Regions from separate parts of the Homo sapiens genome. Here region 1 is linked to region 2. Evidence: read pairs that join two places in POLR2A ChIA-PET (ENCODE). Cell type or tissue: CD4-positive, alpha-beta T cell. All regions are shown on one strand.

What was found. ChIA-PET counts read pairs that join two places held together with the same protein. Peaks named below come from ENCODE experiments on the same cell type or tissue, not always from the same donor. Only the 100,000 strongest peaks of a DNase experiment are listed, where the experiment ranks them.
Region 1: POLR2A ChIA-PET joins it to region 2 with 6 read pairs; 2 of 35 experiments call an interaction of 5 or more read pairs at or near these places.

The regions. Positions count from the first base shown.
Region 1 is chr19:39,957,565-39,960,064 of GRCh38, forward strand. It overlaps LOC124904722 (a long non-coding RNA gene), which reads right to left and starts at 2,458. Exons shown (of 2, transcript XR_007067261.1): 1 at 2,304-2,458; 2 at 1,756-1,937. RefSeq lists an enhancer at 1,968-2,500. In CD4-positive, alpha-beta T cell, no CTCF peak of the experiment used is centred here; no DNase peak of the experiment used is centred here; H3K4me3 peaks cover 423 bases; H3K27ac peaks cover 340 bases.
Region 2 is chr19:39,543,906-39,546,405 of GRCh38, forward strand. No RefSeq gene overlaps it. Among named protein-coding and RNA genes, the nearest start is that of EID2, 5.0 kb to the left of the region's middle. In CD4-positive, alpha-beta T cell, no CTCF peak of the experiment used is centred here; a DNase peak (open chromatin) is centred at 1,206.

The DNA.
Region 1 (2,500 bases), 410 kb after region 2:
TCAGGTCAGTGGTGCCTCCCTACTCTGGTCTTTTTCAGAATTTTCTTAGCTGTTCTTGTTTTTCTCATTCTCCCAAATAAGTTTTACAATAACTTCTCTAATTCTAGATAAAAACCTGATGATATTTTTGGAGGGATTGCATTACATTTTTAAACTAACTTTTTGAGAGATATTTTTATTATGTGAGTCTCCTATCCAAAACCATTGCCCTTCCATCTATATATGTTCATGTTTACCTTTGTGAATAATAGAAAAGCAGACACTATTCACGTTTATCTTTAAAAAAAAAAAAAAAAAAAAAAGCAAAATAGGCCGGGTGTGGTGGCTCACGCCTGTAATCCCAGAACTTTGGGAGGCTGAGGCAGGAGAATTACTTGAGTCCAGGAGTTCAAGACCAGCCTAGGCAACATGGTGAAACCCCATCTCTACAAAAAATCAGCTAGGCATGGTGGTGTGCACCTGTAGTTCCAGCTACTCGGAAGGCTGAGGTGGTGTCAGGCCTCTGAGCCTAAGCTAAGCCATCGCATCCTCTGTGACTTGCACGTATAAGCCCAGATGGCCTGAAATAACTGAAGAATCACAAAAGAAGTGAAAATGTCCTGCCCCGCCTTAACTGATGGCATTCCACCACAAAAGAAGTGAAAATGGCTGGTCCTTGCCTTAAGTGATGACATTACCTTGTGAAAGTCCTTTTCCTGGCTCATCCTGGCTCAAAAAGCTCCCCCACTGAGCACCTTGCGACCCCCACTCCTGCCTGCCAGAGAACAAAACCCCTTTGACTGTAATTTTCCTTTACCTACCCAAATCTTATAAAATGGCCCCACCCCTATCTCCCTTTGCCCCCACCCTATCTCCCAGAGTAGGGAGGCACCACTGACCTGACTACATATATATAAATATATATATATATATATATATATATATATATATATATATATCGCTAGCCTGGAGTGCAGTGGCACAATCTCAGCTCACTGCAACCTCTGCCTCCTGGGTTCAAGTGATTCTCTTGCCTCAGCCTCCTGAGTTTTTCAGAACTTTCTTAGCTGTTCTTGTTTTTTGTAATCCCGAGCAGCTGGGATTACAGATGCGTGCCACCATGCCCAGCTAATTTTTGTATTTTTAGTAGACACGGGGTTTCACCATGTTGGCCAGACTGGTCTTGAGGTCCTGACCTCGTGATCCACATGCCTCAGCCTCCCAAAGTGCTGGGATTACAGGCATGAGCCACCGCGCCTGGCCGACCTGACTAGATATTAAAACAGAAAACCTCTAATGAAAACAGTGTGGTATTAGCACATGAATACCACAGAATGAAGGAACAGAATAGAGAATCCAGAGCAGACCCAAATGCATATAGATATTTAGTATATGATAAAGGTTGCATCTCAAATCATTGGAGACAAGAAGGCTGACTCTCTTTTCGGACTCAGCCCACCTGCACCCAGGTGATTAAAAGCTTTTATTCTCACACAAAGCCTGTTTAGTAGTCTCTTCACACAGACATGCATGAAAGGTGGGAGGATCACTTGAGCCTGGGAGGTGGAGGTTGCAGTGAGCTGAGATTGTGCCACTGCACGCCAGCCTGGGCAACAGAGACATCCTGTCTCAAAAAAAAAAAAAAAACAGTAAAATTGATATGTATAGATTTGTGTAACCACCTCCATGAAGGGGTAGGTTGCCCCTCCACACCTCTGGGTGTTTCTCGTTAGGTGGAATGAGAGACTTGGAAAAGAAAGAGACACAGAGACAAAGTACAGACAAAGAATAAAGGGGGCCCAGGGAACTGGCGTTCAGCATACGGAGGCTCCACCGGCCTCTGGGTTCCCTTAGTATTTATTGATCATTCTTGGGTGTTTCTCGGAGAGGGGGATGTGGCAGCGTCATAGGATAATAGTGGAGAGAAGGTCGGCAGATAAACACTTGAACGAAGGTCTCTGCATCGTAGACAAGGTAAAGAATTAAGTGCTGTGCTTTAGATATGTGTACATAAAAACATCTCAATGCCTTAAAGAACAGTATTGCTGCCCGCATGTCCCACCTCCAGCCCTAAGGCGGTTTTCCCCTATCTTAGTAGATGGAATATACAATCAGGTTTTACACGAGACATTCCATTGCCCAGGGACGGGCAGGAGACAGATGCCTTCCTCTTGTCTCAACTGCAAAGAGGCGTTCCTTCCTCTTTTACTAATCCTCCTCAGCACAGACCCTTTACGGGTGTCGGGCTGGGGGACGGTCAGGTCTTTCCCTTCCCACGAGGCTGTATTTCAGACTATCACATGGGGAGAAACCTTGGACAATACCTGGCTTTCCTAGGCAGAGGTCCCTGCGGCCTTCCGCAGTGTTTGTGTCCCTGGGTACTTGAGATTAGGGAGTGGTGATGATTCTTAGGGAGGATGCTGCCTTCAAGCATCTGTTTAACAAAGCACATCCTGCACAGCCCTTAATCCATTTAACCCTGAGTTGACACAGCACGTGTTTCAGGGAGCACAGGGTTGGC
Region 2 (2,500 bases):
TCCCAGGAGGTTGAGGCAGGAGAATCGCTTGAACCCAGGAGGCAAAGGCAGTGAGCCAAGATTGCACCACTGCACTCTGGCCTGGGCAACAAAGTAAGACTCTGCCTCAAAAAAAAAAAAAAAATCAGTCAGTCCCCAGCTGACCTACCAACTGACTCTTAGATGCATAGGCTCAATAAGTGCTTCTTGTTTTATGCCACAGTGTTTGATATGATTTGCTATGCAGTATCATTGTGGCAATAGATAACTGTTAGCTAACGGTTGCAGAAATTGGTACCAGGAGCTGGGCACTGCCCTAACAAAATCCTCAAGTATGTGCCAGTGGCCTTGGCACTGCATAGTGGATGAAAGGTAGAAAATCACAAAGGAAACTGTTAGCAAAGCTGCAGAATAGTGAGAAAATTGTTATTGGAGGCAGAAAAACTGGTGACCTATGTTATGATGTAGTGAAACGATTGCTAAACTATCGCCCGAGGTTACTTAGAAGATGGAAAGTATTTCTGATGAACTGTTGTATTTGGATAAGGGAACCTCCAGACATAATGCTGGCTGCTCATGTGGCTGAGTATGATAATGCATACCAAGAGTGGGGTGAACTATAGGGGTTGACTGATTTTCTAGAAGAATTCAGGGGAAATACAGGGGGACTATGACTTGCTAGGATGGAAAAGAAAACTTTTTCTCACTTCCAGTCTCTCCACCCACAATTTTTTTTTTTTTTTTAGACAGAGTCTCACTCGCTCTGTTGCCCAGGCTGGTATGCAGTGGGGCAATCATGACTCACTGAAGCCTTGAACTCCCTGGGCTTAAGTGATCCTCCCGCCTCAGCCTCCCAAGTAGCTGGGACCACAGGCATGTGCCACCATGCACAGCTAATTTTTAAAACATGTTTTGTAGAGATGGGGTCTTGCCGTATTGCCCAGGCTTATATTGAACTCCTGGGCTCAAGCCATCCTCCCGCCTTGGCCTCCCAAAGTGCTGGGATTATAGGCATGAGCCATCGTGCCTAGCCACAAAAGATTATCAAGGTGAAAAAAAGCCTGTGAATATGGATCAAATTAAAGGTGTGGCCTTCTGACCCTTTGTTATGACTGTTGAAAATACAAAGGTAGTGCTTGGTGAAAAGCCGACCAGTCAGACAAAAGGGTTTCTAGGAAGCTTTAAGGGCATGCTCCCTCAGAAACCAGATCTTAAAACAGGAAGAAGTTGGTCTAGAGAGAGAGGGTATTTCTTGAAAACAATAGTGATGTGGTTTCTGGAGGATGGAGTGAAGTATAAGCAGATAAATAGCAAGCTTACAAAGTTTGAAAGGGAATTGTATAGGCAGGACTGCCAGCATAGACTTTAAAATTTTTTATTATGTACTTTTTTTTTTTTTTTTGAGACAGGTTCTCCCTCTGTCACCCAGGCTGGAGTGTAGTGGCACAATCTCAGCCTCGCTGCAGCCTCCGCTCTTCAGGCTCAAGTGATCCTCCCACCTCAGCCTCCTGAGTAACTGGGACTACAGGCATGTGCCACCATGCTCGGCTATTTTTTTGTATTTTTAATAGAGATGAAGTTTTGCCATGTTGCCCAGGCTGGTCTTGAACTCCTGAGCTCAAGCAATCCACCTGCCTTGGCCTCCCAAAGTGCTGTGATTATAGGTGTAAGCCACTGTGCCTGGCCCATTTTTAAATTTTAATTCTTGGCTGGGTGTGGTGGCTCATGCCTATAATCCCAGCACTTTGGGAGGTTGAGGCAGGCAGATCACCGGAGGTCAGGAGTTCAAGACCAGCCTGGCCAACATGGTGAAACCCCGTTTTTACTAAAAGTACAAAAATTAGCCGGGTGTGGTGGCACATATCTGTAATCCCAGCTACTCAGGAGGCTGAGACAGGAGAATCGCTTGAACCTGGGAGGCGGAGGTTGAGGTGAGCCAAGTTTGTACCATTGCACTCCAGCCTGGGCGACAGAGTGAGATTTTGCCTCAAAAAGAAAAAAAATTAAATTCTTTTAGAGGCAGAGTCTTGCATTGTTGTTCAGACTGAACACGAATAATCAGATTGTTTGTTTCCTTGCTATTGAGTTGTTTGAGTTCCTTATAAACTTTGGATATTAACCTATTATCAAATGTATGGTTTGCAAATCTTTTCTCCCATTCCATAGGTTGTCTTTTCACACTATTGATTGATTCATTTGATGGGCAAAAGCTTTTTAGTTTGATGTAATCTCACTTGTCTATTTTTGCTTTTGCTGCCTGTGCTTTTGGGGTTATATCAAAAAAAAAAAAAATAGTTCAGATCAATGTCAATAGCTTTTATCCTAAGTTTTCTTCTAGTAGTTTTACAGGCTTAGGTCTTATATTTAATTGTTTAATCCATTGTGAATTGATTTTTGGATGTGGTATGAGATCAGGGTCCAATTTCATTCTTCTACGTGTGGACTTTCCATTTTCCCAGCACCATTTACTAAAGAGATTGTCCTTTCCCTATTGTGTGTTCTTGGCAACTTTGTCAAAGAT